Regions from separate parts of the Mus musculus genome. Here all the other regions are linked to region 4. The links are chromatin loops, found by intact Hi-C in ENCODE. Cell type or tissue: heart. All regions are shown on one strand. Region 1 overlaps Itpr1 (inositol 1,4,5-trisphosphate receptor 1). Region 2 overlaps Itpr1 (inositol 1,4,5-trisphosphate receptor 1). Region 3 has its middle 34 kb from the start of Gm44040. Region 4 has its middle 22 kb from the start of Gm35359. Region 5 has its middle 37 kb from the start of Setmar. Region 6 holds the start of Mir7661 (microRNA 7661). Region 7 overlaps Itpr1 (inositol 1,4,5-trisphosphate receptor 1).

Region 1 (4,000 bases), 290 kb before region 4:
AAGTAGGAAATCTGCATTATGCTTCTTAGGATCTTGTTGGGAACTCTTTCCCTCACCAGGAGCAATCACCTAATTCTGCATCTCTGTGTCCTAAACATTATTGCCCTGTTACCATTATACAGAGTCCCTTAAACACAAGCCAAGTCTATCTTTAACTGGTTTAAATTGAGTTTCTATATACAAGATCTTTCAGTCCCTTTTCTTAACACCCCCCAAGAGGGGGGGAAAAAGAGAAAAACATTAAAATGGGGCATTCTTCCCATACAAATCGCACTGTGCTGTGTTCTTCTCCAGCCTTAGCATGTTGCTAGTTGAACGCTGAGTCAGCAAGCCTGGGGCCAGGCTGCGGCATCTTTTGAAGATGGGTCCTCGTCTGTTTCCTATCATTTGCCTTTAAATGGTGTTTGTTGTGTTGGATTGGTGGCTCTTTCAACTTCTCTCTGTTTTCCTTTCCTACAGCTGTGTGTTTTGCATTTGAAGACCATCATGCTATCAGGGTACATGTCTTTAGCATGTTGATACAGCATGTTCATTCATTTGTGTTCTCATGTTTATATGATTATTCTGTAAACTGTGCTCATTGCTAAGGATCGGACAGCACTAGCAACTATGTAGCAGAATATTAGACTCCCCTGTAACCTCGCCACCCAGAGAAAACCAGTGGTGATGTGTTAGTGGGATTTGGTATGCACTTTTAGTTATGGATATTGTCCTTGAAACCGTGTCGTAAAGTCCATACTATTGCTTGACTGCTCTAAGCTCATACTGCAGACATCTTTTGACACCATTAAACTTGTTTTTGTGTGTGCTGTGCTTATGACTACGTAGAATGGCGACTGATAGCATAAACTGTCTCAGATGAAGAGGTGCAGAACAGGTTGATGTATTTGTCCTTTGTTTTCTGGATTGGGAGGCGATGCTTCCGGTAACCACTGGACAGTATCTAATAACTGGAAATAATGGGAGACAATGCTAAAGCCGCACTAACACAGCCTAGCCTGTACCACAGGCTCAGGCAGAGATAGGTAGAGGCTCATCCTATTCCAGCCAGCTTCCTCCCGAGCTGCTGACCAAGGCACACTCTCATTCCAGGACATCGTGTCTGCCCTAGAGGACCGGCTCAGGCCCCTGGTGCAGGCTGAGCTGTCTGTGCTCGTGGATGTTCTACACAGACCAGAACTGCTCTTCCCCGAGAACACGGATGCCAGGAGGAAATGTGAGAGTGGAGGTTTCATCTGCAAGTAAGCAGCCTCCCTTCTGACGTGGTCAGTAGCCAGGAACCCCTGATGACCAGGCCGAGCCCCTGTTTCTGAAGGAGGAGCCGCTGGCCGGTTTCTAACTTCATGGGCTTAAGTTAGATACTAGAGTCCTGTTTCTGACCATCCCAAAACAAACTTGTCTGTTAGATCCTAGTTACTGACACTTCCCGCTCCGTTTGAACCGCATGCCCTTTTGGGTTTTTTCTCTACTTAGCAAGTTGGGAGCAAACGCCTACCATGTGTGGTACAAACAAACAGGAAACTGTCATGACCCTCCAGGCCCTCTAACGTCTTGGACCTGCAATGATCTCACTATCTTTGCCTAACATGCTTTTAGATTCTTAGTTTATGCCATGTGGGCCATAAACTATAAAGAAGTCACCAGTCTTTTGACATAATAAATAAATAAATAAATAAATAAATAAATAAATATTCCCATTTGACTTTTCACTGAGCTGAGTTGTTTTTCTGTGTGGAAGGTGGGCTTTGCCCTAGAAGCTCCTCTGACGAGGAGACTATGGATACCGAAAGTGTCTTTCCCCAGCCATCATCCTCGTGAGTGGGGTCCTTAAAAATGTCCTGCTGGCATAGCTTAGCAGCAATACCCAGTGGATAACTAACCACACGTATGAGCAGGGCTCTGTCTGCTTTCTCCACTCGGTATAACCTCCCGTTGTTATGTGTCCAGCTCCTGCCGTGCCAGCCTGGTAATCTGCTCCCAGCCAGCAGGTGTCGTGTGTGAGACATGGCTGCTGACTGGCTCTTAAGTGTGTGGATGCGTTGAAGTGTATTTAAAGTAGGAACCCTTCTTAAATGTTCATTCTTTAACTGACTAGTTAGATCAGAATACTTGTGGCATGTCTTTAGCTGGAGGATGGTTTTAAGATGTCACCCCCGTTTTCTCTTATTCAGGCTAATAAAACATACCAAGCAACTGCTGGAGGAGAATGAAGAGAAACTATGCATTAAAGTCTTACAGACCCTCAGGGAAATGATGACCAAAGACAGAGGCTATGGAGAGAAGGTATTGCATTTTATATTCCCGTTCAAATTATGCTGTGTATTAAAGTTAAGGTTTGAGAGTGTGTGGAAGCCCCTTAGTTACTGGCTGGCAGTTTAATTTTTTTTTTAAAGCTGTTTCTCTTGTCCTGGATGATCACTGAATCATATGAGTGCCTTCCTGCAAGTCAAATATAAATATTATTAGTTGTCTCTCATGGACACCTCACCACATAACCTAATGCCAAGGAAGTAGTTCTAAGTTCTTGCCTAGTGAACTTCCCAGTGAGGCATAGCGTCTTGTGTATCAGTCCGGATCTGTGGACTTGTGTTCCACCTCAGCACACCTGTGGGCTGGCTTACCGCTCTCCGATGGGGATTTCACAATCCTTCCAGCTCCTCACGAAACTCCCTCGAGTTCTAACTAGAAGGAAGGCTTGGTTTCTTTGCATGTCACCACTTCTGATGGAGATTGAGAAATGGACAATTCCTGTGACCTGGTACTTCTTGGTAGATGAGAAAGCAGGCATTTGGCATGTGTCCCATGTGAGGCACAGTAGGGCAAGAACAATCTTGGTGCTCATTCTCTTACCCAGCAAGGAATCTTAAGCATAAGTCTCAATGCCACCAACCGTCACTGGGTAGGTAATAACACACTCACTAATTGCTAGCCACTTTTACCAATGGTTCCTGGTCTCGCTGTCCTTTCAGAATACCCAGTAACTCATTGGTCAGCCCTGGGAAGAAGGCTTGGTAATTAAACCACCTCTCTCCCTGTCAGAATAGAGGGTGATAACCAAATTATTATACGTATGACAGACTGCTGAACTCTCACCCTTCAGCCTATGCAAGGTCTTTCACTAGAAGCTTACCTGACAAATGATGCTCCCCAAATAAGAACAAGAAAACATGGCAGAGTGATGGCCCACGCCTTTAATCTCAGCCCTCAGTAGACACAGGCAGGCAGATCTCTTGACTCAGAGGCCAGCACAGCCAGTGATACACAGAGAAAACATATCTCAAAGGAAAAAAGAAAAAGTAAGGGAGAGAGAGAGAGAGAGAGAGAGAGAGAGAGAGAGAGAAACAGAAAAGTGAAGTCGTCACTGTGCCGTAGCCCTCTGCTGGTTTCCCTTTTGGTAAGATGCTTTCCCGGCATGTGCAAAGCAGGGTTTGACACCCTACACTGCATGATACTAGATGTACCTCTTGGTGCATGCCTGTAATCATGGCACTAGGGAAATGGAGGCAGGGTGACCCAAAGTTCAAGGTCATCCTTGGCTGCATAGAGTTCCAGGCCAAGCCTGGAATACAGGAAATCCTGTCTCACACCAACCCAACAGACGAAACTATATATAATTTCATTCTGAATGTTTATAGTGTGTAAACTTAAAGGGGAATGCTTGTTCACTAAATCAGGATTTCGTGGACGAAACCTGATAGGCAGAAGCATATAAATATAAGTAGTAGATGCAAAGCGCCTTAGTCCAGGTGAGAAACGATGAGATGACTTGCCCATATACACACATGGGCACCTGGGTAGGTTTTAATTGATAGGAGAAGGGATGGGAAGAGAGACACCAAGGGCATCTTTGGGGTGGAGTGGGCAGAGAAAGACTGATGGGTATCAGGTAGAAGATGCTACAAAAGAGTAAATGCCCAGAGGTTAAAAGAGTTTCTTGGGCCTCAGTTCACTTTCCTTTGTAGCCGGTGAAGAAACTAGACATGCCCAAGCCCAGAGGCTG
Region 2 (4,000 bases), 280 kb before region 4:
GCTTTCCCATTTTTGAATTATTTCTATGCTAGAATGTCCTGGACTGAACTTAGTATGCTGACACCCTTCAATACTCTTGTTTCTTCCTTGAGTTATAAATGCCTCCCTATAAACTTCTCCCCCTGGGCTATTGAGGTTGAATTTCTATTTGCTTAAGTACAGATTAAGTCAGGGAAAGGAACCCCCCCCCCTCCACTGTGGTCTGTGTAGCATTATTAATACACTGTTTGCACCATAGTAAATCAGTTGATGTGTTTGCTTGCTCAGGATACTACTTGGTTCTCCTGGCTGGGAGTTTATTGCTTGCTTATGGAAAGATTCCACAGTTGGAGCAGGTGTGTTTATAATTATACTCTAGGAAATAGAATACTGTCTGTTTATAAAAGAAGAATGTTCTGGCAGGCGCTTAGATTCTTTGAAAATTCCCTGAGGAAGCAACTGTGGCTCCCCTCTGCGTAGTTACCCCTGGCAACCGTCAGAACCCAGGGACACCAACACCCTGTCCCTGGTCCCTCAGGCTATTGGCTCTGGCCCTCTTCTCAGAGGTGACTGATTGGCCTTTATTATCAGCCCATTCTGGAAACTATCACAGCTCCCTGTGGTACAATCCCCCCCCGCCCCCCCCCCGCAACCTTCTACCAGTGTGTTCTTGGGGAAGCTGTAGTCCACAGCTGTGCTTCTACAGAAGTTTAATGAGAGCTCCTGACAGCAAAGGATCTGGGTAGGGACGAGCCTCACACCTAACACTGAAGGCTTCTGTCCCGAGTGATCATGGTGGTGGCAGTGGGGCAAATAGTAAGCATGCATGGTCCCTCCAATTTCTCATTGCGGAAGAGCCACTGCCTTTTGATGACGATAAGGACAGTTGAGTATCTCGGGGAATAGATGGCTGCAAACAACTTGGGAGAGAGGGAAAGACCTCCTGCATGAACATCAGGACTTTGGGCAAGACGCTAAAGTAAGGGTAGAGGCACAAACTTCTCATAAAGAGCATGCATGTACAGGCTCTTCCCAGCTGCCCTCTAGAATAAAATTTTAATTGACACCAGGAACAGGAGGGTGTCGGTGTTTGTGTTTGCTTCTTGGCAAGAGAGGCAGTCTCTATCTTTACCCCGACTTGATCTTGTTCACTGGAGATAGGAGAAACAAACTAGGGGTGGATGCGGGGGTGAGGGTGGGGTGGGGATAGAAAAACTACCTGCACTGTGTGTGTGAAGCTTCATGGATTGCTACATTTGTGTGCTTGGGACTATACATCCCCCCAAAATCTTGGACTGATGACAAAGGCCAGTCAGTTATCAGAAGGGCCAGGGCCACAGAGTATTGGTATCCTATGGTTCTGACAGTTGCCAGGGGTAACTATACAGAGGGAGCCGCAGATAAAGATCAAGATACAGAAAGCTCCCTCACTGGCCATAAATGGACATCAGCTGATGTTAAAGATCCTGATTTCTATCACTGGAAGCATCTGTTAGGTTCCAGGTACTATGTTAAGGGTTTGATACAATGTGCCTCCAAAAACATAGTATCTGCCGTGCTGGAGACTCTGCTAGAGACCATACAAATTAATGGAAAAGTTACCCCAGCCTGTCATGCAGCATGATAGAAATACATGGAATTGTGGGGAAATGTTATCTGGGGCTTTCTCGATATGTCAGAAGGGCAAGTAGTCACTTCAGAGGTCAGGCAAGAATGCAGTGGGGAACCTCAAGGCAGGACCTACTTTTCTAAACTAGGAAGTGCCATGCCTTTTAAGAACATACTTGGGGTTTAGGCAGCAGTAGTGGATGATGGGGTGGGCCATCTAGGTTTCCTCATTTTTGTCCTTGATACTAAGTTGTGTGTTTTAAAAGTGTGTGCTGTAGTTCAACAGACATGCCCATTCCTCTTCACTTAATATGACATCCTCACTGAATTACTGTCACCCTGGTGACAGCAGGCAACTGCAACTTTGCTTTCCTGTATTGAAAAAAAAAAACAAAACAACACAACAGATATCCTTGTCACCCAGAGTAGCTGTAGCCTGATTTTATTTATTGTGACCTAAACTTCTCTCCCCTACAAGCTAGTGATGCCACAGACAAAAATGTCTGTAATATTCAGGATGTGAAGGGTGGGAGTGGGGGTAGGGGTGCAGACAGCCGCTTAGGAATTGCTAGTTTTCACCTTCAGGGGGCGCGCTCATGACGTCCGACCCGGTGGAGGCGTCCTACTTTCTTACATTGCTGCAAACTGCTGAGTTGGGAACCTGCCAACCCTCAGGCAGCCGTTACATAAGCCCTTTCTTTTTTTCCTGGAATTTAAGCTCACTGCTGATGTGCGACCTTCAGCAGTAATTGCCAATAAGTGCAGCAGGACTGTTTACTGTTAGACACTGGCAACCACAGAGCAAGCTCTGCTGTCAGCACACAGAAGCCACTGCGGAGTCTGCTGAGGGCCTTTTCAAATCTTTGGACTCTCTTTGTTATTGTTTCTGAGATTATTCCAGAATGACTGAAGTTGTGTAGTTGCGTCATGCCAGTTTGCATTTTTTAACTAACGGACCACACTACTGAGTTCTGATGAATCCTCTCTGTAAGATATGCATCAAAGTTCATGGGTGGAGCCATTTAATTTTTAACTTATCCTTATTTCTAAAAGCAAATGCAGTTAAAATGAGAATTGTATTTGTAGATGTGAATATTTAAAATTGTCCATTTAAATTCAGAAAAAAAAAAAACCTTCCATCTTTGGTTTGGGTTTTTTTTTTTAAAGATTTCTTTTCTCTCAATGAAGAGGTTTCAAAGTCTGATAAAAGATGGACCCTGACTTGCTAGCCCATTCACTCTTGTTTTGTTTCCTTTTCCCAGGGTTATAAGTAGATTGAGAAGCAACGGAGTGCTGATTTAGGGAACCAGAAATGATAAATTATTTTTGATGTACTGATATATGAGCCTATCATACATGTCTTGACTTGTGTCCAACTACTGCCAAGATGGTCCATAAGTGGACATTATATTGAAGAGAAAATGGTGGATGCTCAGAGGCCAGAGAGGGATTCCGGTTAAGGGCAGAAGAAAGCAAAGCCTATTCACAGCCATACTGTGTGCTGGTCCTATAATAGACTCATATAAAAGGGCTGGATAGAGAGAGAGAGACGGGGTCGGGAGGGTTGCTGACTCGAAAGCACCAGGAGTAACCTAGGACATATATAGGTATCTTTTCTTTAAGAAGTTCAAAGAGTGATAACAGATGTGCATCCCTCCATAAGAAATAGGGTGCCTTGTTTATATGAAGCAAGCCCACAGGCATCTTCTATGCACATATCACGTTACTTGGTTGACATCACAGTTATAATACCTTGATTATTGGCCTCATCCAACAAGGACATTGAGGGCTCAGAAACTTGAGTTACTGTTTAAGTTATTCTTAAATGTTTGTTACTCATTTGGATCTTTGTTTCTACGAAATTATGTTTTGCTGAACATCTTTGAGAGTTCTGGGGAAACTTTTAATCAAAGGGGCAATATGATGAAGCAGTCTGGGGCAGTACTCAGTTTTCAGATTCATAACTAGACGTGTTCATCATCCACCGACCAGCTGTGATTAGAGATGTCAGCAGCATGTATGATGAGGGAGAAATAAGACCTAGAATATATAGATCTTAAAATGTTATTACTTAAAATGTTCACTGGAACATCACCATTCAAGTAAAGTAAATAATAATAATAATAATAACAACAAACAACTACTACTTCTGAGGAACTAAATTTATTTATCAAAGCCTACTCTTCACTTATATTGGCATCATATCTTCTATTTACATAGCTATTCTTGGGACATGCATACTTTGCTTTTATGCTTATCAGAATTGCAGCTTACTTCCTTAAAAGCAGCTTATCCCCTAAGAAACCGTGACTTCCTTCACTGGGGAAGGAAGTGCTGATGGAGATGAAGAAGGTGTAGGATGTTGCTTGGTGTTCTAATTATATCCTCATTTGGCCAGGTCTCTGCCATGTCC
Region 3 (4,000 bases), 140 kb before region 4:
CAAACTGTGAACTTCTCACACACACACCTGCGATAACCAACACTGTACATCCCAACGCTGGCAGAACAAGCACTCTTTTCCCAGGTGTCTTTTCCCTGCTGTTCTCTCCTTAGAATACCCATCTCTTGCTGTCTCCCTTACCAACTCTGTTTCCTCTAGATCTCAGTGGCTTTTCTCCTCTGACATGTCACATAGTGCCCCCTTCCCCTTTGACACTAAACACTCCATGATTGCTTTCCTTTCTCTACATCTCCCACAGGATTGTACTCTCTCCTCCATCTTCTCTGTTCTCTCTTCCCAGCACTGGGATGTGATCAGTGAGTGATTTCTAGCTTGTTCATTTTTCTTCTGTCCTAGAAAGGGTTAAAGAGCAGAAAGAAGAAGCCCGTGGAAAAGTCATGATTCTCCTCCTGGCAGACTGACACGGCAGTATCAGAGCTCTGCTGAGAGTGTGCTTAGTGTCCCCAGTGCCTTCCTGTCGTGGGGACACTACAGTAACTAGACTCAGAATACTTGGATACTTCCTTCCACCCTGTCATATTTTTTTTCTTGTTTCTTAAATGGATTAAGCAATACCCAAATCAAACTAACTCAGGAGAACTAGATGGGGAACAGAGGAGCTGGATTTTTGTAAACTGAGCAGTGATACCCAACCACACTTACATACATAAACCCCTGGTGCTGAAAGTCACTGTTAGATCCATTTAGCCGAAACCCCACTTAATGTCTTTTACCCATCCGTGTTCATGTTAATGTAACTTCCTATCCGTTCAAATTTATTTACAGTAGAAGATAAACCATAAATTACGTTTCATTTTCTGAAATCTAAAAACCCTTGTTTAAAAACTGTCATCATCTGATACCAATTTTATGAGCAGCTCCTCAAGGGTTGCTATGCTTTAAATTAAAACTCTCCATCCTCTTATTCAAATAAACAAATTATACTTTTTTGTAAACCCCCCAAACATTGTCAGATTTCCTTTAAAGAAAAAAAAGGTAAATTGTGTTTCTTGAACATTACAAATTACCAAGACTTACAGCTCAGTGATAGAGTACTTGCCCAAGAAGTAAGTCCCTGGCTTTAATACAAGCACAAGGTGGTAAGCATAATTTTACAGGAAAAAAAAAAACATCTTTTAAAAACGGTAATGGGGTGGTTCAGTGGTCAAATACTAGCACAGAATAAACAGGGTCCCGGGTTCAATCCCCAAAACTACAGAAAGCAGGAAATGGGGGCAGGTGGGAGGGGGCAAGCCCATCAATGCTGAGTGATTGATACTGATATATAGATGTAGCTATATATAAACATATCACTGATGTGAATGTATAGATACATATAGAACTATCACACACATTCATACACTAAGCGCATATATAGAACAATCTCAATGAATATTGATAATAATGCTATATTGATGTAGCATAGTGTATACTCATGCTTTTAAAAAAATTGGTGGACTAAAACGAGTTCAAAGACAGACAATTGGATCTTTTTGTTTGTTTGTTTTTGTTTGTTTGTTTGTTTGTTTGTTTGTTTTTTCAAGACAGGGTTTCTCTGTATAGCCCTGGCTGTCCTGGAACTCACTTTGTAGACCAGGCTGGCCTTGAACTCAGAAATCTGCCTGCCTCTGCCTCCGGAGTGCTGGGATTAAAGGCATGCGCCACCACGCCCAGCCTTTTATAGCAATCTTAAGAGTCATAGACATTATCATCTAAACTCACCAACTTTTTAAAAGATTGAAATAAAAAAAAAGGGGGTGGGGCTAATTGAAAGTGTTGAGCCCAGAAATTCTTCATGTTTTATTCATCTTTAAGTTACTATTCATAGATAACACTAGCCAATAGCTACTGTTTTCTGAGAACTGTTAATACGTGTGAACAGACCACTGACTTCAACAAGCGTTGAGCAGAGGGGTCAGGATTAATGGGCTGTTCCTGTGTCTTTTAGGCGTGAGGCCTCCCACAGTGGATGTCATCATCTTAGACTTAGAAAAGCTAGTCACATCCTCAAAAAAAAAAAAAAATGTTGTATGATAAACAGATCATAACAGAAACTGCCAGGGGCAGGCAGACACGGAATCCAGCTGGGTTTCTTTAGCCCTGATCCCAGTTTCAGCTGCAGGTTTTTTCCAGAAAGAACAGAAGTTTGATTTACTCAACATTCTGCAGAAGTCAGGGGTGTGGTTATAACTCATTGCTAATGGGTTTTCCCTTAATTCTTGTAGCAACAGGACCTTACAGTGGCTACTGGCAGGAAAAAGGTGAAACTAAGGTCACAACAGGAGTCTATAGCATCAAAACAGAAACAGCTGTTGAGGACCACCTAGCGGCAGCAGGGGCAGCAGTATTTTTTTATATTATCCCTAAGGCACAAAGTATGACTAGTTTCCAGACTTAGAGCTGAGAGCCACAGTGACGGATGAAGACTATGTGTTGTTTTTTTTTTTTTTTTTTTTTTTTTTTTTTTTACCAACTCTGCCATTAAATGCTTGTAATTTCATCCTGATACACAAATCACCTCTGATGTAGGCCAATCTTGTTTTCTTCTTATTCATTAGAAAGTGTGAATTCAGGGGGGAAACGTCCATGAACCGTTCGTTGGGCTTTCTTTCTTTCTTTCTTTCTTTCTTTCTTTCTTTCTTTCTTTCTTCCTTCCTTCCTTCCTTCCTTCCTTCCTTTCTTTCTTTTTCTCTTTTTTTTCTTTTCTTTTTTTTAACAGGGGTTGGATTGGAAATTTGACAGCAACGCTGAGACGCTTTTGCTAAGGCAGGGATCAATGGGAGTGTGCTTACTGAGTAATTGCATTCCTTCTTGGCTAGCCAGCAACGTGGAAACTGAGCCCTGCTCGGCGCTGTGCACACCCAGCTTGCAAGGTCTGTTTCCACTTCTCCAGACCAGGCCAGTCTCATAGGAACAGCTGTCTCCAAACCCTCTGTACAGCCGGAAGCCAGTTGCTTGGGTTAGGAGCCCATTTTGTGCCAGGGACTACAGGAAGTACGTCATAGGCCTCGCCTTTTCTCATGACCTTTGAAGCCAATTTGTAGCTGGGTGAGGAAGCTGAGACCAAACTGGCCTCATTGCCCAGTCTGGATCCTCAGCACCTAACTGGCACAGTGCTGGCGCTAGGCACCAGAACCCCGGGATGAGGGAGGGCATGGATGAACATCCTAAATACTCACTAGACATGTTTTGAATGTAATGTGACATGACATGTTGTGTCCTCCCTGGCCACTTTCAAGCCTCAACTCCTCAGGACAATTGGGGAAACTGAAGCCCCAGATCAAATGACTTAGCAAAGGTCACAGGGCAGGGGGGCAGACAGAAAAGTGCCTTTGAGTCTTTCTGTGGTCCAAATGGTAATTCTATCCAGAGCCTGTCTACCTCACGTTCAAGGTCCCCAGACTCTGAGCAGGAGTGGGGGAACCAAGGGGCTCCCATCCCCAACCAGCTTTCCGGTCAGCAGCTCCCAGCAGGGCAGGGCGACCCCACCCTCCCGCCAGCTGCAAGGCACAGCGCCAGGAGCACACAGACTGTTCCCAGGCACTCCCTCGCCCCAGCCCCGCTGCACCCGTCTGCGAACTGCCAAGGGCAAGCAGGGGAACAGCTCACGTGGACCTCTGCAGAGCAGCCAGCTCAAATCTCAGGGCGGGGCTTCGTCTTCGCCACGCCCTCCAGGGCGTCCCCCACCCTCCCACCCCCGCAGCACTCCGAGACCCCTGTTCTGATCCAGATCCAGCAAAGTAAGCTCCAGTGTGGGCTGTAGGGATTTGAGGAAGTCCGTGGGTGCGGTTGAGGCAGCAGCAAAGGCAGCTAGCTCTGGTAGAAAGGAGGGGGTGTCTAGGTCGGCAACATTAGAAGAGAGGGCGTTTCTGCAGAAAAGGAAGTGGGTGTCAAAAGCTGCACACACATTGCCCCGTGGGAGTCCTGTGAGGGAAGTCACCAGGACCTGCTAAAGTCTCCCACTTTATGGCTGCATGCAAACACTCTTAAGTCGCGGTTA
Region 4 (4,000 bases):
TACTTCTCAAGGGTACAGCAAAGAAGTTAGATTCTAGGCAGGAAAGCGCTCTCTAAATTCCGAAGTCTCCACAAGGATGTACAACACTGTAGGTACTACTTACTAGCTTAGCCTTTTACAGATAGAGGAAAATAATGAATACAACCATTTAAATACATAGCATGCTTTGGCCAGTGAGGTGGCTCAGCAGGTAACCTGAATTTGATCCCTAGAACCCACTCTGGAAGGAGAGAGTTGGCCCCCCCCCCTGCCCCCCCGCAAGCTGTCCTCAGACCTCCATGGGTGTACATACAAGAATACCTACACACACAGACACAGACACACAGACACACACACAGACACACACACAGAGAGACATGCATGCATGCACAAAATCAATAAATGAAATACGAAATAAAAATATATATAGTACATTTTTGGTGGAAATGTAGTCTCCCCTCCCCCAGCCTGAAACCTGCTTGCTCGGGGTGGAGCTTCCTGCTCATTCGTTCTGCCACGCCCACTGCTGGAACCTGAGGAGCCACACACGTGCACCTTTCTACTGGACCCGAGATTATTCGGCGGGAATCGGGTCCCCTCCCCCTTCCTTCATAACTAGTGTCCCAACAATAAAATTTGAGCTTTGATCAGAATGAAATTGTCTTAGCTCCGTTTCTTTTTTCGCCCCGTCTAGATTCCTCTCTTACAGCTCGAGTGGCCTTCTCAGTCGAACCGTTCACGTTGCGAGCTGCTGGCGGCCGCAACAGAAATGGCTCAAACGAAAGGACTTGTCTAGGTAGGCAATGCACTCTATTTTTCACAAAGCCAACGCCAGTGTACTAAATACTCATTTTTTTTTTTTCCTTCGAGACAGGGTTTCTCTGCGTAGCCCTAGCTGTCCTGGAACTCATTTTGTAGACCAGGCTGGCCTCGAACTCAGAAATCTGCCTGCCTCTGCCTCCCTAGTGCTGGGATTAAAGGTGTGCACCACCATGCCCAGCATTTCTGTATTTCAAAATATGTTTTAGTAAGGGTTATTTTGCTTCTCTAACCCTGAGGTGGTTCACAGACTCCTGATCCAGGCACAAGGTTTCCTCGTGATTGGGGGTTAATAATCTCAAATTTACCAACCCATAATTAGAGATTCGGTGCTTAGTCTTAGGGCAGTCACAGTGGAGCATCAGAGGAAAAAAATCACACATGCTGCATGCCGTATTAGCTGCTGTTCTGGCAGGTGCTCGGTAATGGCTAGAGAGCGGGAGTTGACTTGACTTCCTAGGAGATCGCCCACGAACTGGATAGTTCCTCGGAAAAGGTGACAGCAGCACTTGAGTCATGGCGAAGACGAAAGGAGGTCTTTTACCCGTGTAACTTTGCAAGTTACACCCTGACCGCTTAACAAATGTTTACTTAAGCGAATTAATACTAACACTGCCTTCGATAAGAGCTGATGAGGTCGGGAAATCTTAGAGAGTCCTAAGAAAATTGGGGAAAGAAGCCGACAAGAGGAGAAGCAGGAAGAAGAGGAGAGGGAAGAGGGGGAGGAGGAAGAAACTTTTGCTAGCTAGCCACGTGCTTTCAAAGCTTTTCTCTGGACTAAGACGCCTCCAGCTTTGAAATCGCATCACAGAAATTGGTTCCCTCATCCCTCCCACCCATCCCTGGGGCCAAATTCAGGGACCCGTGGCTGCTGTTTTCCTTGACCCAGCACCCCACACAGTCAGTGTTTTCCTGAGTCGGCCATGCCCCGGTCATTTCTTGTGGGCGAATTGGCCTCTCCGGGGCTGTCAGGATGCTGTTCGTCTCCATGACAACAGCGTGTGCGAATGAGGAGATGCAGCATACTGAGTGGTGTCATCCTAAGAAACCAACCCCCACCACTCCCACACTTCTGGGGCCCGGACCGCAGGAAGTGGAATTCTTCTGGGAAAGAGGCTGACGTCGCTGGTGGCCAGGCCCCTGCCCCAGCCCCAGCAGGCGCTGATGCAAGCGCAGCCCGCCAGTGGCAGGCAATCCCCAAGGACCTGGCGCAGCTCTGTGTCTTGTTCCTTTCCGGCCACCCCGCCCAGTTTTCTCTTTGGAGTAAATAGCTTCTGGGTGGTTTCTCACCCAAAGACGCAGTGCAGGTGGGGACAATGTGTCTTTCCTCAAACCAAGTCTCTGTGGCTCTTCCCAGATTGGGATAGGAGGAATCTGAATACCCAGACTGGCCATTTTTGGGTCAATATGGAAGGCGTCCAGAGCTCCTTCTCTCACTTGGACCGCCCAGGTGGCCTGGGATACCAATGTCAGCTGGTGCCAAGGAAACCGCCCGGATCACGAGGGATCCTTGTGGACCGATCAGGAGTCTGTGAACCGCCTCGGGGTTAGAAGTGGTCCAGCCATGGCCGGTCTCCATCGCCCTCTTCTGGGCAAAAAGGAGAATCGTTCTAAAATTCTGTCTGGGACCTCCCAGACCTTTAGAGAGGGCTAGGAGAGTTGGCAGGGCTGGGGTGCGACAGATGTCTCCACAGTAAAACAGATCAGGAAATGGAGGCCCAGAGAGGACAGAGATATGCCCATAGTCTCTCAGCCACGCTAGGAACTAGTCAGGACCAGAATTTGCGTTTTATGTTCACCGCACAATCTGTTTTTGCTGTTTTAAGATTTTAAGACAGGGTCTCTCTTTGTATTAGGGGAGAGAGGGAGAGAGGGAGGGTAAAGGGAGGGAGTAGAGAGAGACAGACAGAGACAGAGAGAAGAGACACAGAGACTAAGATATAGAGGGAGAACTGATCTAAAGGTCAGAAAACAGTTTGTTAGATTCAGGTCTCTCTTTCCACCGTGTTCGTCTTAGGAATTAACTCAGGTCAACAGGCAAGGTGTCAAGACTTTACCTGTAAAGCCATCTCCCATCCTGCATCCTAGAATTATAGCCATGGATTCCGCAACACCTAGATTACTACTTTTAAATGAATTGTGCTGGGGTGTGTGTGTGTGTGTGTGTGTGTGTGTGTGTGTGTGTGTGTGTGTGAGAGAGAGAGAGAGAGAGAGAGAGAGAGAGAGAGAGAGAGAGTTTCTATGAAGTTTGTGCATGTAGGATGTAGGTGGCTGTGCAGGCCAGAAGGGGGCGTCAGATACCCTGGACCTCTACAGGAGCCATAAAAGTGCTCTTAACCAATGAGTCATTTCTCCAACCCCAAATTAGAGATACTTTTAAAACTTTCACAGTTTTAATTTCTACTACCGCTAAGATGTAACCCACTCAATGAAGCTTATCTGGGCACTCAAGTATTTAGAGTGGAAATGAGTTTTAATCCTGAAGCCTGCGGTGTAGGGTGGCTCCCTCTCTGTCAGTAATACTGTCCTCTTTTAATCACAATTGCTCTCATAGAGGACATTACTTGTTTTATTTTGAATGTGTTTAGTACTTTGTGAAAAAGCAGATTTGGGTTCTGTGGGCCTGAGGTGGGGCTGCAGCTCTATATTTCTAGCAAGTTTCCAAACAGCTACTGATCTGGAACCCACATTTTGAGAACTGAGCTTCTAGACTTTGGTCTACATGCTAAAATTAATGCCTATGTCTGTTCTGTGTTAGCAATGAGAAGGTTTCCACAATTAAGCTGAGAGTGGAGGGGGTGGGGAGAGAGAGAGAGATATGCTGGAAAGAAAAATGGTATAAAGGCTATGAAGAAGTAGGAGCCAAATGCTGAAAGTTACTGACAGGAGACATTAAACTTACCTCAGTTACAGATCTATAAAAAACTAGGGTCTTTCCCAGGTCTCAAAGCACATACTGAGTAGTTGAATGGTGAGAATTTCACATGTCCAATGCAAAAAGAAAAAAAAAAGCCTAAAAAAGACAACACAATTTGCACAGAGGCTGGGAGTGTGGCTCAGGTCCTGAACACCTGCTTGGGATGCATAAGGTCCTGGGTTCGCTCCCCCAACGCTTTAAAAACAACCCAAAACTTCCTAGGGGGTGGTTTGTGGGGGATTTCTCAATATGCCATGTAACTTTTTGGTTTTCAGTGAGGTGGAA
Region 5 (4,000 bases), 610 kb before region 4:
CCATGTTGAGAAACCTTCCTTGACATGTGGAACACTTGTGGGAGTCTGACATTAGACTGATTCCAGCTATGAGACTTGTCCATGCACCACATGATGTTTCAAAGGCTATGTGGAAGATGTGACGTGCATGGCAGCTTCTTGGAAGGTCATTTAAGCTGTTCTTAGAGTAATTTGTGCTCAGTTCTTGCTGGGCTGTCTTCAGAGGGGTTGGAGAAGGGTGAGTCATGTTCTTCAAAGACAAAGACAGGTAGTTACTGTGGGACCTGGCTTCTCTCCTAGAGAATTCACTCTCAAAGTTCTCACTCCTAAAAAAGACAGAGAACTCAAAAGAAGCTATATACCATGAAGTCTCTTGAAAATTCTATAGTACACTCATGTGATACTAGGAATGAAGAAGGAGGAAGAGGAAGAGGAGGGGACTACTACTACTACTACTACTACTACTAGTAATGTTGAAAATACTGCTGACTCACTGACCCTGATGATGCTGGAGAAGCTCAGAGCCCCAAACCATAACACATGAACTGCTGAGCTAGGAAAGCCCTGTACCCTGTGAGTCCTTTCTCCCAAACCCTAATTGTCCCCTTGAACAACATCTTAACCTTTAAATGTGGGAGCTGATGAAGTTAGAACGGAGATCCTGGACCTGTAATCACAGCAAAAAGGATACATTTAAATCATGAGGCTGAACTAAACCAAACTCAAATCAGCTCAGAGAACAGTTCACCGGCTGGCCAAGATCTCACCAACCAAGATGCTGCCCCTGCTTTCCTGCTCTTTGCTAAATTGCTATGCTCCTAAGTAACTTCTCCTTTAATTGAGATGCTGAGGATCAAACTAAGGGCCTTGGACATGCCCGGTAAGCACTCTGCCAGGGAATTACAAGGCCAGCCCCATAAGAGGCACTTTCATTGGGAGGTAGGTTAAAGAGGATGAGCTTCGGAATTACAGACAACGGCAAAGACCAGATCCAACTTTCCTTTTGTATAGACACTTTGTGCAGCAGACAGACCATTGGGCATAGGAGGGATTTGCCAAGTCAGGGATCTGGAATATAACTTGTTAATTAATAGGCATCTGAGTAACACGTTCATGTAGCCTTAGTCCAGTTTGCTCTTTGTTTATAGATATAACTATAGCTGACCAGTCCTACCTGACTGTACCTATCTCTTTCTTTGCTTTGTCTTTTTTTTTTAAAGATTTATTTATTTATTATATGTAAGTACACTGTAGCTGTCTTCAGGTACTTTTTCTGCTCGCTCTGGCCCCTCTCACTCCTGTCCTGCTCTGGTCCTGCTCAGGCCCAAAGATTCATTCATTCATTATATGTAAGTACATTGTAGCTGTCTTCAGAAACCCAGAAGAGGACATCAGATTTTATTATGGAAGTTTGTGAGCCACCATGTGGTTGCTGGGATTTGAACTCAGGACCTTCAGAAGAGCAGTCAGTGCTCTTAACTACTGAGCCATTGAGAAATGAGGACCTAGAAAACCATGAAGTATACCACGCTAAACACTTGAACTTACCATTCTCTCCTTGGTCCATAATCCCCATAGGTGGGCATTATCACTAAATATATTTTACCTTGAGGAACAACGTTACCTGCCTAATGGTGGCTCAGGGAATTGGACAGGAACAGAGGGACATATCTGCAATGGCCTCCTTCAACATGATGCTGAAGACAATTACTGAAGGAAGAGACTCAAGACGCATTTTCCGGTGTCACTTAAAGAAAAATAAGATTTTATTTGGCAAGTGCATAAAGGAAAAAGACTTGTAGCCTTTGAGAAAGCAAGCAACAGGCATGGACAAAATGCAGGCCAACCTTTATCAGCACATGAGGACAGCCTCACCTCTTTTCCTCTGGCAGCCACTAGCTGGTCTCATTTTTCTCCTAGGCTGATTCTGAGCTTTGAATAGCACTTTAGTGAGGTGCCAAACTGACATGCTAGAAGTCACTCTGATAGCTTCCATTCCCCTCAGCAGATAAAGCACAGAGTTTGTCAAACAGGACCTAGATTCAGGCCAGGACAGCCATTTTATCTCACCTTCAATTATTCTGAAATTCCAAAGACCCAATGAACCAGCCTTCTTGTGATGAAGGCTTTAGGGTCAATGATCATTTGGGGACAGATCAGAATCTGAAGCTGGCCATTTCGATCCCTTGGTGTTAAGCCCTTGAACTTTCAGAACTCAAGTAGGGCAAGTTTCAAAATCTAGCGTTTCTTACTTCATAGCCTACCTAAATATCATCTGTAATGATTTTGCTTAATCAAAAAATTAATTAAATTCTGGCTCTAATGTTCTAAACACAACAGTGGGAAAAAGCAGCTCTGGCTAACTGCCAAGGTTTCATCCCAGGCTCTCGGAGTTAATCATTTCCATGGTGTTTTAAGCATGAGAAACACCAAAGGCCAGATTCTGTGGAACTAAGGTCTGTTCTGGGGGACTTTGTATTACAAGAAGCAAGTTTCAACCAATAAAAATGAAGCCATCGGTCAGAGGAACCTGACATTTGTGGTACCAGCTGGTATTAACCGGAAAACTTAGCGATGATGGCCGAAGGGCCTGAAAACGTCCTGTCAGTGTATCAACTGATCACACAAGTCTGGGAAATCATTCTAGGTGTGATGGGGTGGGGATGGAGGCATGGAGCTTTCCCAGAGACTTCTGAGTAAAATGAGGTCCCTAGGCAAGCTGCTGCCCTTTCTCTCTCACACATACTCCTTGTGTACCACTGCAGGGTCAGTCATTCTTCCCATGTATAGTGCACTGCATAAAGTGAATTTTCCACTGTGTGCACTTTATCCATTTTTCAGACTTACTTGATTTTGTCATGTATAGAGTGCTTTACCTCCCCATGTGTAATGTGTGTAATGTATAGAGTGCTTTACCTTCCTGTGTCTGGATCATGAGAATGTGTAGCGTCCATAGGTACCAGAAGAAGATGTCAGATCCTCTGGAACTGGAGTTCCAGGTGGCTGTGGGCAACCACGTTACGTGCCAGGAACCAACCCCAGATCCTTAGGGCCAGAGGATGTGGAACTGCACTCCATCTTAGGCCACACAACAGGAAGGAAGCGAAGGGATCAGCAGGTACAGATGCTTGCTGCCAACTACCACTACCTGAGTTTGAGCACCAGGACCAGGGCAGAAGACTCCCACACATGACCTCCGTGTGTGTTGTAGCACATAGACACAAAAGCATAAAATGTGGTAAGAAATGTTATTTTAAACGCAAATATCTAGCTCTTCCATAGCATTGGACAATTTAGCCGTTCCAGCCTGATCTCTCAGCCTCTTTAGAACGGGCCTCACTTACATACACACAGCCTGCTCCACCTGTGACATTTTGGGTGTGCTGTTGTTGTTTTGTGTACCTCCCCCACCCCCACTCCCTCCACACTTCCTTTTCCTGATAGCTAGCCTTCAGGTTAGTCCTTTTGTGTTAGGATAACTGTCCGTGGAAAGGAGGAGAGAAAGGTGTACGTATAGCATCATTTCAAAATGGAAAAAAAAAAAATCAATGAAATAAAATACCCTCTATCATGCCTCTTATAAAATTCCTACAGTTTTGGGACAAAAAGGAAGTGATGTTTGTTTCCAAAATATCCCCTGTCCTATGGCAGCTATAGATTTAACTGCATGGAAAAAATTCTAAGTGCTACTGGAAAACTGAAGATAAAGGTGATTCCTTTAGCAAAGCTCATCACCAGAGAGTGAGAACGCTGGAGTTCCCAGGGCTCAAGGCCATTATTCTATTGTATGTCAACATTCATTTATCAGGGAAGACGTGGAAACAGAAGTGACCCACTCTGACACTATTTTGGAACCATTCACCATGCCTGTGCCCTAATCAACACGTCCTGAAATAAATGCCACCTTCCATTGCACTCTTTTCCTGAAGAGCAATGGGCAACTGAAATGTTTTGTCCAAAAGAGGTGGGAACCTGGAAGAAAAAAAAAATCTGCATTGCTACAGAATTGTGTTCTGTTCTC
Region 6 (4,000 bases), 220 kb before region 4:
CTCTCTGAGCTGTGCAGCTTTCCAGATCTGTAAAAGAGAAAGTAAGATTCCTTACGTTGAAGGGTTATTTTAAAGTCTAGAACACAAGAGTCACATCAGACTTTTAGCATGGTGCCTGGCATATAGCCTCATGTGAATTGAGGTCCATTTTCCTCTCTGTTTTCATGATTGGGAAGCGTTCTACCACTGAGCCACATTCCCAGCACTTGATTTTGGGCAGTTTTGCTTTCTTCTTGCAAGGAAGCAGGGTTAGGAATAATAGGGTAAGACATGGTCCCATGTAGTTCAGGCTGATCTCAGATTCACTGTGCAGCTCAGGCTATCCTTGAACTCTGGATTCTTTACCTCCAACTCCCTGGGAGGTGGGGTTATGGGTGTGCCATTCCCCCCATTCCCTGACAGCCTTGATTGTTTGAACGGTGACTTGCTGTACCCCAGCTTATGATCCCTTTAACTTCATGCGCCGGGATGACTGGTGTGGGTCACCACACATACATAGCCTACTACCACATCTTTTAAAGCCTTACAGGTTCGCATATGTTCTTGGTGGAGTTGCCTGAACAACAGGAGAGTCTATTTTGAATGTTGGTGTTTGCTTTTTGTTTCCTTGAAACATGACCTGGTTTATTTTCGAAGGGTGACATTTATGATAGACTGTGACTCCCCATGCTGGGAGTTGATGGTTTGAGCTGTGAAAGGAGCAGTGTTCAAGGATGGGTGATATGAGCTGAGTCTATTTGGACTTTGCCCCATGCAAATAAACTGTAACCGACAGACTTAAATGAGGGCATTAAAGCATTTCTGCCTCCTGGTGACCTGGATGTGCACTAGAGGCCAGACCAAAGTCCCTTTATGTATCCTTTAAATAAAAGTTCACAGCAGCCTGGTTCTTTGATCCCTGAGGTCAGGGAGTGAGTTCTCCGCAGAGACAGGATTCTCTGAGAGTTTACATAACAGCTTATGTAACTGGGGGGGTAACTGGGTAGCCAAGGGTCATTATTTAGTAGGATCAGAATGGCCCTTGCATAGGTCCCATTTCATATCATATGAATTAAGAATATGCCCTGTCTCTTCAAGACTGTCATGGGTAGAGCAAATGCCACGACCCCTTGCTATGGCTCCACCAACTCCAGGGTTGCCCCAGTTGGTTAGAGCACATTATTCTGGATCACAGAAAGGATCAAGTCTTCTTGTAGCAACCAGGGCTCTAAGGAGACAAACAGGAAGGAAGCTTGAAAATGCAGAACATATCCGTGTGTGCACATGTATGCATGCATACATGCACCTATGTATGTTCTCTGCATATATAGTATACTGGGCTTGGTTTTAAAACTGCTTGGAAAACAAACTTAGAGAGTGAGGGTCTCATCCAGCAGCTGGCCGACTGTGAGTGCAGAATATGTGGCTGCCCACATGCTTCCTCTTGGATAATGAGAAGGTCCCAGATAACGGCCAATGGCAATGAAAACAGTGCCCCAGGCTGAAGTACCTTCTGAATCATCCAAGGAAATGATTAATTCTTAATATAACTGAACATATTTACTCTTAGTGTTTGAATTATTAAATTCTGAATGACATGTTTATTTAGGAAAGCTTGACAGAGCAGCGTGCCGAGTGCCACGGGGCGGGATTTAGATGTAAGCAGCCCCAGCTGCTTCCCCCGGGGAACCAACGTGAGTGAGAACCGTCAGCAGATAGTGCAGTGCTCTCAGAAGTGTGCTAGGAGGTTGTGCGGAACCCTAGAGTCAGCCAGGCAGCTGTGAAGGGTAGTGGCTAAGTTCAAATCCTAGTTCACTAACCATGACCTTAGCAATGATGTTTTGTGCCTTCATTTCTACATCTATGAAGGAAGAGTAGGGACTTCTGAGACCTCACAGAATGTTTGCTAGCATTACATTTTAACAGAAAGTAGTTGCGCTACTGTCTCAAAAGCCAATGGATTTCTTACTAGTCTGCACTCCCCCTCACCAACTCCCCAAAGTAGCAGTGGGATAAGGAAATTTTGGGGGTGGGTGACATTTTGCCATTTTCAAGGGGCTGGGTAGTACTGGAGGTGGTAGTGTGTGTCTCCATGCATGTTCATGGTGGTAGTGGTGGACATATAGAGATCACAAACAGGCTGTCTCTCTCCACCGTAGGTTCCAGGATTCAACCTGAGGCCTTCAGCTTGCATGGCAAAGCCCTTTTAGCCAATCATCTCAACAATCCGTTGTTCCCCTACTAGAATTTTTTTTCCACCATCAACTTCCAGAGCAGAAGGTTATAAGCCAGCCATTGAATGTATTGGTCCAAGCAGAGTGAACCAACTTCTCTGTGGGTGAGGGTGGTGCTTGCACCTGGGATCGTTATAACTGAGGAGTCTGGGCTGCATCCAAGCCTGATGGAGTGGGCTGTAGTCCTTGGGGAGCAGTGTTTGTTCTAGGAGTGGAGACAGCTGTCTAAGCTATAGATGCCAGTCCTGCAGGGGTCAGCCCTGAGTCACGAGATGTCTTCTCTTGTTCCTACCCAAAGGTGGAAGTGATCAAGAAGGCCTACATGCAAGGTGAAGTGGAATTTGAGGATGGGGAGAACGGTGAGGATGGAGCTGCCTCACCCAGGAACGTGGGCCACAACATCTACATCCTCGCTCACCAGGTACAGCCTTCTCTCTCTTGCCCTTCTACACATCACCAGCATGCTAAGCTAGAGGCACCCTGAGACTGACTCTTCCTGGAAAGCTTTCTTCTAGCACTGGTTGTACCCATGTGACCATGGCTTGCAGCTGTGTTTGCCCACCTGCCTTAAGGGGCTGAATTCCCGGACACTGCCATTTTCCTAGTATGGTAGGCCGGGGACTTGGAAATCCCCATGCTCTGTACATATGTCTTCTCTTAAGGATGGTTGTCTAGAGCGGCTGAAAAGGGGTCTTGGGCATCTTATAAATACTAATGAGTCTCTCCTAACAACCTAAAGAAATAAACTTGAGCCTCCTTGATTATCACATTTGGGGATCTGTGGGAACCTGTCCTTACAGTTTCCTTTTGTTTGCCTTTCTGGGTGATACTTTCTTCCCTGACACCAACATGCCATATTTCATAATCACCTCCCAAGTGTCTGGGTTTTTGCAGTTGCTTCTTTGGGTATACTAGTGTCTTCAGGTGTTGGGTGGGGATGGGAAAGCTGAAGCCCAGTGGAGATTAACCTCTCCTTTCCTTAGCCTCTTTTAAACTTAGGTACAGGACCTGGGCATAATACAAAGAAGGCAAGAGGCCTGGAGTTACTAGGTCTCTGTCTCTGCATGTGTACTGAATGATTTCAGACACTCCCCTGTCCCACATTGCCTCCATACTCAGCATCTAGCATCCGAAAGGGTTTCTCAATAGCCCCAGAATGGAGGCTTAATGGGGTGCACAGAAAACTTCATGTCCCTCCTGCCTAGCTTAAGAAATCAGAGAAAAGGGGTATTCTGCATGGGCATGGACTGTCCATTCTTTTATGCCAGACTCCCAAAATAGCCTCTGCAAAGCAGAGCTTTACAGAGGGAGCAAGCCTCTCTTTAGGTACCTTGGCCTTTGGCTTACTGCTGGTCATTTTGCAATTTTTTTTCTAAACTCCGAAAAGCTGGGTATAGCTCAGCTGATACAGTGCTCACCTACCATCCAAAAAGCCCTGGTTGCAGTGGTGTACATCAATAAAACCAGAATTCTGGAGGAAGAAGCAGGAGAATGGAAAGGTTAAGGTCATCCTCAGCTACATCACAAGGTCAAGGCCAGCCCGAGATACATGAGAAAGAAAGAAACCTGGAGTTTAAAGTAGCTCTTGTAATCCTTGACTCCCAGTTTCTCTCTGCTTGTGGTCTAGTTGGCTCGGCATAACAAAGAACTTCAAACCATGCTGAAACCTGGAGGCCAGGTGGATGGGGATGAAGCTCTGGAGTTCTACGCGAAGCACACAGCACAAATTGAGGTATGAACCAGTCAAGCCATGAGCAGGGAGTACTCACTAGCAAGGCCTGGACCTG
Region 7 (4,000 bases), 200 kb before region 4:
CATTACTATTAGCTCTGACAATTGTCAAAGCATGGGCACAATGGCAAAGAGAGAGAGAGAGAGTTCTAGAGACGGTGGCATAGGTTTTGTGTGCTCTGAGAAGTTGTTTCAGAGGGAACACAGGATAATCAGATGACAGACAGGACAGATGGATGGAAAGAAAAGGTATTAATTAGTTCCTCAGAATGTGTGACTATTTGTTTCTTTTTGTTCTGTCCTTTGATCATTCCACAGACAACACATCTTTGACAAAGACCATTTTCAAGGAAGACTCAAGTTAGACAATTGCTATTTTTAATACATTAGCTGAGGAGGCCAGGACAGCTATCATAAATAGTCACTTAGAGTTTTGTTTTGTTTTAGCAAGATATACTATTTGGTGTGTATGGGATAAGTAAGAGTGGCTGAACAAACAGGTGAAGGCTAGGGGAAGAGGCTAGGGTGCTATCCAAAGGATGACTCACTGAGGTTAGGGTTAGGACAGGCTCACCAGTCTCCTGCTAGAGGAAGCCAGATGGATGTGCTCAGAACATAAGACATGGTATATACTGACAGCATCCCTTAGAGGTAGGGCAGGAAGCTAGATCAAAAGCTGGTCAAACAGTCAGTGTGGAATAGGGGCAATAGACTGAGTCTACAAACAGGAGATACTTGCTGGAGCGGCAGTGAATGTTAAAGAGGAGATCAAGTAGGCTGAAGTGGACTGTTGGCCTGTTCAGATTTTTAGAACTTGGGTGTGTAGGAGGTTCTGTGGTGTCAACTGGACTATGATCATCTCTCGTTTCTCCAAACCCCTCTCTCTAAACCTCCATCCAGAGTCAGTCATGCTCTGCTACCCTGTAAGGAAATCTCACCCACAGGGTCAGAACTCAGGGGAAACCTGGCCGATTGTATGTTGAGGGTGCTTGAGAAAGCTGGAGGTTCTCTGTCCGTGTTGGTGTCCTCCCTTATCTGATTGTCAAGGAGTTGGCTTACACTGGCCTGCAGCTTAGCTGGCAGGATGTCTGTGTGCCTGGTGCCAAGGGAACTAGAGAAGCAGAAGATGGTTTCCCCAAGTGCATTCAGAGTGTTCTTTCTAGCTTTTCTGTCAGCCTGTTAATGGAGATGGATTTCCAGGCATGGGGTATATGTTCACATACAAATGTATTATCTAGTAGGTAAGTCAGGGACCCTTCAATAGTGGGTGTCAGGAAACCCACGCTAGATGAAGCAGAGTGGAAATGCATTGGTTCATTTTGACATAGAAAGCAAGAACCTGGCTTCAGGTATAGCTGAATATGGGGGCTTAGGCAGTGGCATCGGGGCCCAATTCTTTTGTCCCTTAGTTTGGCTCTGTGTCTACTGAATGTTTGTGATTTTATGACCCACGGTGGGGTAAGAAGAGGACAGTAGCCCTAAACTCATATTCCCTTCAGGTTCAAGGTAAGTAGAAAAAAAACAAAATTGTCTTTTGCTATAATCCCAGGGGAGAAAAAAATGCCTCCTGGGTTTTATTGGCTCATTTGGTCACATGACAATCCTTGAACAATTATTATATCCAGAAGAATATAATGTTGTGATTGGCCAGATGAAGCTCCTTCCCGACCTCGGGAACTGGTTCTTGAAAAGGGGTGGATCCCCCATGGGAAGGTCAGAAATCGTTCCCTGAAAGAAGTACAGGACAAAGAGCTCATCCTGGCAAAACCCTGTTTTTGTTTCTTAAGAAAATGTTCATCTTACTTGTGACTGCAGAAGCCAAGAAAGTTGAGCCGTGTCCACTTCTCACTAAGCTCAGCCCCTGTAGTGTCTGGAATGGAGCCAGCTTAGATAACGAGCTTTAAGCATGCTGATCGCAGAGTTCACAGAGACGGGTGACTTCTGTATCTGACTGACTCATACAAGAATGTTAGAAATGGTTCATTTCGAAAACCATCATTTCAGTATGTGTTAATTTTGTTTTTGCCGTACACAAGTGCTGCTTGATTGCTGGTGCACTTGAAATGATTTGACTACTGTGTAATTTGTATTATGCCTGAAAAGCAAAGTACTGGAATGACTTGGAGTCCCAGGACAGTTCTGAGAGAGCTTGGTGGGCACTCGGTGCTAAGGCTCCTCTCAGGTTCTCACGCCTAGTTGAGCATGGTCTCTGCCATCTGACTCTTCCCACCACCGTCTGTTCTCAGGTCTGCAATAAAATCATCTTCCTGATGAGCTTTGTGGGCAACTGTGGGACCTTCACCAGAGGCTACCGGGCCATGGTTCTGGATGTGGAGTTCCTCTATCATTTGCTGTATCTACTCATCTGTGCCATGGGCCTCTTCGTACATGAGTTCTTCTATAGCTTGCTGGTGAGTACCAGGGGTTCACATGTGGAGAACTGTGTCATCTCTTATCACAGACCCCCCACCTTCTAATCACAGCTACTGGGCCTGGTTCTATAATATCAAGCTCCAACTGCATCCGATCTTGGGAGGATCTGAGAGGAAAATGACATAGGAAACAGGGCAGCTCCAGGGAACCTGGCAGTGCAGGATCTCATCATGTCCTGTATGTGGCACATCTGTAGTTTCCACTCATGGAGGAGGTGCCTCTGCAGTTCAGATGTTTCCTATATATGTGTCCATTTCTCTCACTTGGGAAGCACTTGCCAAGAGGCATATGTTTGACACAGTCACCTACAGTCCTCTGCAATCTGTTTCTCAAGGCAAACATGTCAGGACCAAAGTAAGAGCAACTTGCAAAGCCCAGGACCCAGGACAGTGAGCTTGCTAAGTAAAAGTGATTTTGTTCCCATAGAGCCAAGTTGTTAAGACCTTGACAGTTGGTGAGTTGGTTCTGTCCCTTTCTTGGGAGCAGATTAAGTTATAAACCAAATAATGATTTTCTGTGCCAAAGTCAAAAGAAACCTAGATCTATAAAATTGGGGATAAGAAATTTCAGTGCACCTACATAACATGGCAAGAAGCATAAACTTTTATGGTGCAAACACAAGAAATATAAAAATATGAAGATCAAAAAAAATATCCAAGGGCTAAAAATAAGAGAGGGGGGGTAGGGAAATGGAAGGAAAGGAAAGGAAAGGAAAGGAATGAAAGGATTTAGACAATAGGGATTGTGAAACGTCCTTAAGGAAAACCCATGTATGGTTTCTAAGCTGCTTTTGTCTGTCTCAGTTTCCTTCCTTCCTTCCTTCCTTCCTTCCAAGTTGAGAAGAAGGTTTTCCTCGCAGGGATACTGTATGGATCACATGTAACTGTTCATGTCAGCATCCTAAGCAAGCATTGCCATGGGACAGCTCCCTAGTCTTATCTTTATCATCCTCTGTTCTCGATGCCACAAAAAAAAAAAAAAAAAAAAAAAAAAAAAATAGATAAAGAATTCACCAGGATTAGCTCATTCCATTAGTGAGAGATGTTGGCGGGCTAAGCGGAATGGTTTATTTTCTCTAGTTTCAGAATCTGGCTGGCTGTACTTTGAGCTTTTAAGCAAAGGGGTGGCAGGATGTACTTGTGAGCGCTATTATGTGGCCTATTTTGGTCATTCTGCATCAGAAATCTTTAGAGCCATCCTGGAGTCTGTTCTGGAACTGTTCTGTGTCGTGCATGAGCATCCCTGGACAGAGTTTAGCCCGTGAGTCAAGGAGACCCACATCCACCAGTGCAGCACACTCCAGTCCTCCCTGGGGAGAGTGGCAGAGGGCAGGGATTGTCTCTTGGGTCCCTGGTTGTTGTTTATTCGTTTGTTTTGTTTTGTTTTGAGGTAGGATCTCTCCCTTTGTGCCCTTTGATCTGTACCCTCTCCCCCTGCTGGGTGTGGCTTTCCTTGCTGCTCTCCTTCCTGTTGATCTTGCTTCCTTTCTTCTTCATTTCCAGTCTGCTGCTTTGGTTTTTTGTTTTTTTTTTTTTTTTTTTTTTTTTTGAGTTATTTTTTGGAGGTAGCCAGGGCCTTTCCTAAATGCAAGGGACAGTGTGAGGTGAGACCCACACCCCTTACCTCACAGCCTTACCATCAACGAGACAGA

Evidence for each region. Hi-C counts contacts between places; a loop is a spot of excess contacts. Peaks named below come from ENCODE experiments on the same cell type or tissue, not always from the same donor. Only the 100,000 strongest peaks of a DNase experiment are listed, where the experiment ranks them.
Region 1: a loop joins it to region 4, with 7 times the contacts of the local background. A loop is called at or near these places in 21 of 42 quality-filtered maps.
Region 2: a loop joins it to region 4, with 6 times the contacts of the local background. A loop is called at or near these places in 23 of 42 quality-filtered maps.
Region 3: a loop joins it to region 4, with 4 times the contacts of the local background. A loop is called at or near these places in 6 of 42 quality-filtered maps.
Region 5: a loop joins it to region 4, with 2.4 times the contacts of the local background. A loop is called at or near these places in 6 of 42 quality-filtered maps.
Region 6: it touches region 4 in a loop (2.4-fold over the local background); 3 of 42 quality-filtered maps call a loop at or near these places.
Region 7: it touches region 4 in a loop (2.8-fold over the local background); 3 of 42 quality-filtered maps call a loop at or near these places.

The regions. Positions count from the first base shown.
Region 1 is chr6:108,415,718-108,419,717 of GRCm38, forward strand. Itpr1 (inositol 1,4,5-trisphosphate receptor 1) reads left to right here. Exons shown (of 62, transcript NM_010585.5): 38 at 1,093-1,241; 39 at 2,172-2,283. Among named protein-coding and RNA genes, the nearest start is that of Gm35165, 55 kb to the right of the region's middle. In heart, a CTCF peak has its summit at 1,981; a DNase peak (open chromatin) is centred at 1,947.
Region 2 is chr6:108,424,713-108,428,712 of GRCm38, forward strand. All of the region lies in intron 40 of Itpr1 (inositol 1,4,5-trisphosphate receptor 1), which reads left to right. Among named protein-coding and RNA genes, the nearest start is that of Gm35165, 46 kb to the right of the region's middle. In heart, a CTCF peak has its summit at 2,175; DNase peaks (open chromatin) are centred at 499 and 2,259; H3K27ac peaks cover 446 bases.
Region 3 is chr6:108,567,557-108,571,556 of GRCm38, forward strand. No RefSeq gene overlaps it. Among named protein-coding and RNA genes, the nearest start is that of Gm44040, 34 kb to the left of the region's middle. In heart, a CTCF peak has its summit at 2,327; DNase peaks (open chromatin) are centred at 2,135, 2,945 and 3,535; H3K4me3 peaks cover 1,027 bases; H3K27ac peaks cover 1,224 bases.
Region 4 is chr6:108,707,780-108,711,779 of GRCm38, forward strand. No RefSeq gene overlaps it. Among named protein-coding and RNA genes, the nearest start is that of Gm35359, 22 kb to the right of the region's middle. In heart, CTCF peaks have their summits at 2,383 (motif pointing left) and 3,119 (motif pointing right); DNase peaks (open chromatin) are centred at 1,922 and 2,292; H3K4me3 peaks cover 1,306 bases; H3K27ac peaks cover 819 bases.
Region 5 is chr6:108,100,233-108,104,232 of GRCm38, forward strand. No RefSeq gene overlaps it. Among named protein-coding and RNA genes, the nearest start is that of Setmar, 37 kb to the left of the region's middle. In heart, no CTCF peak of the experiment used is centred here; a DNase peak (open chromatin) is centred at 1,899; H3K27ac peaks cover 945 bases.
Region 6 is chr6:108,485,975-108,489,974 of GRCm38, forward strand. Itpr1 (inositol 1,4,5-trisphosphate receptor 1) reads left to right here. Exons shown (of 62, transcript NM_010585.5): 50 at 2,512-2,634; 51 at 3,841-3,945. It overlaps Mir7661 (microRNA 7661), which reads left to right and starts at 3,769; the gene lies at 3,769-3,829. In heart, a CTCF peak has its summit at 2,444 (motif pointing right); no DNase peak of the experiment used is centred here.
Region 7 is chr6:108,508,533-108,512,532 of GRCm38, forward strand. Itpr1 (inositol 1,4,5-trisphosphate receptor 1) reads left to right here. Exons shown (of 62, transcript NM_010585.5): 55 at 2,163-2,327. Among named protein-coding and RNA genes, the nearest start is that of Mir7661, 21 kb to the left of the region's middle. In heart, no CTCF peak of the experiment used is centred here; a DNase peak (open chromatin) is centred at 1,689.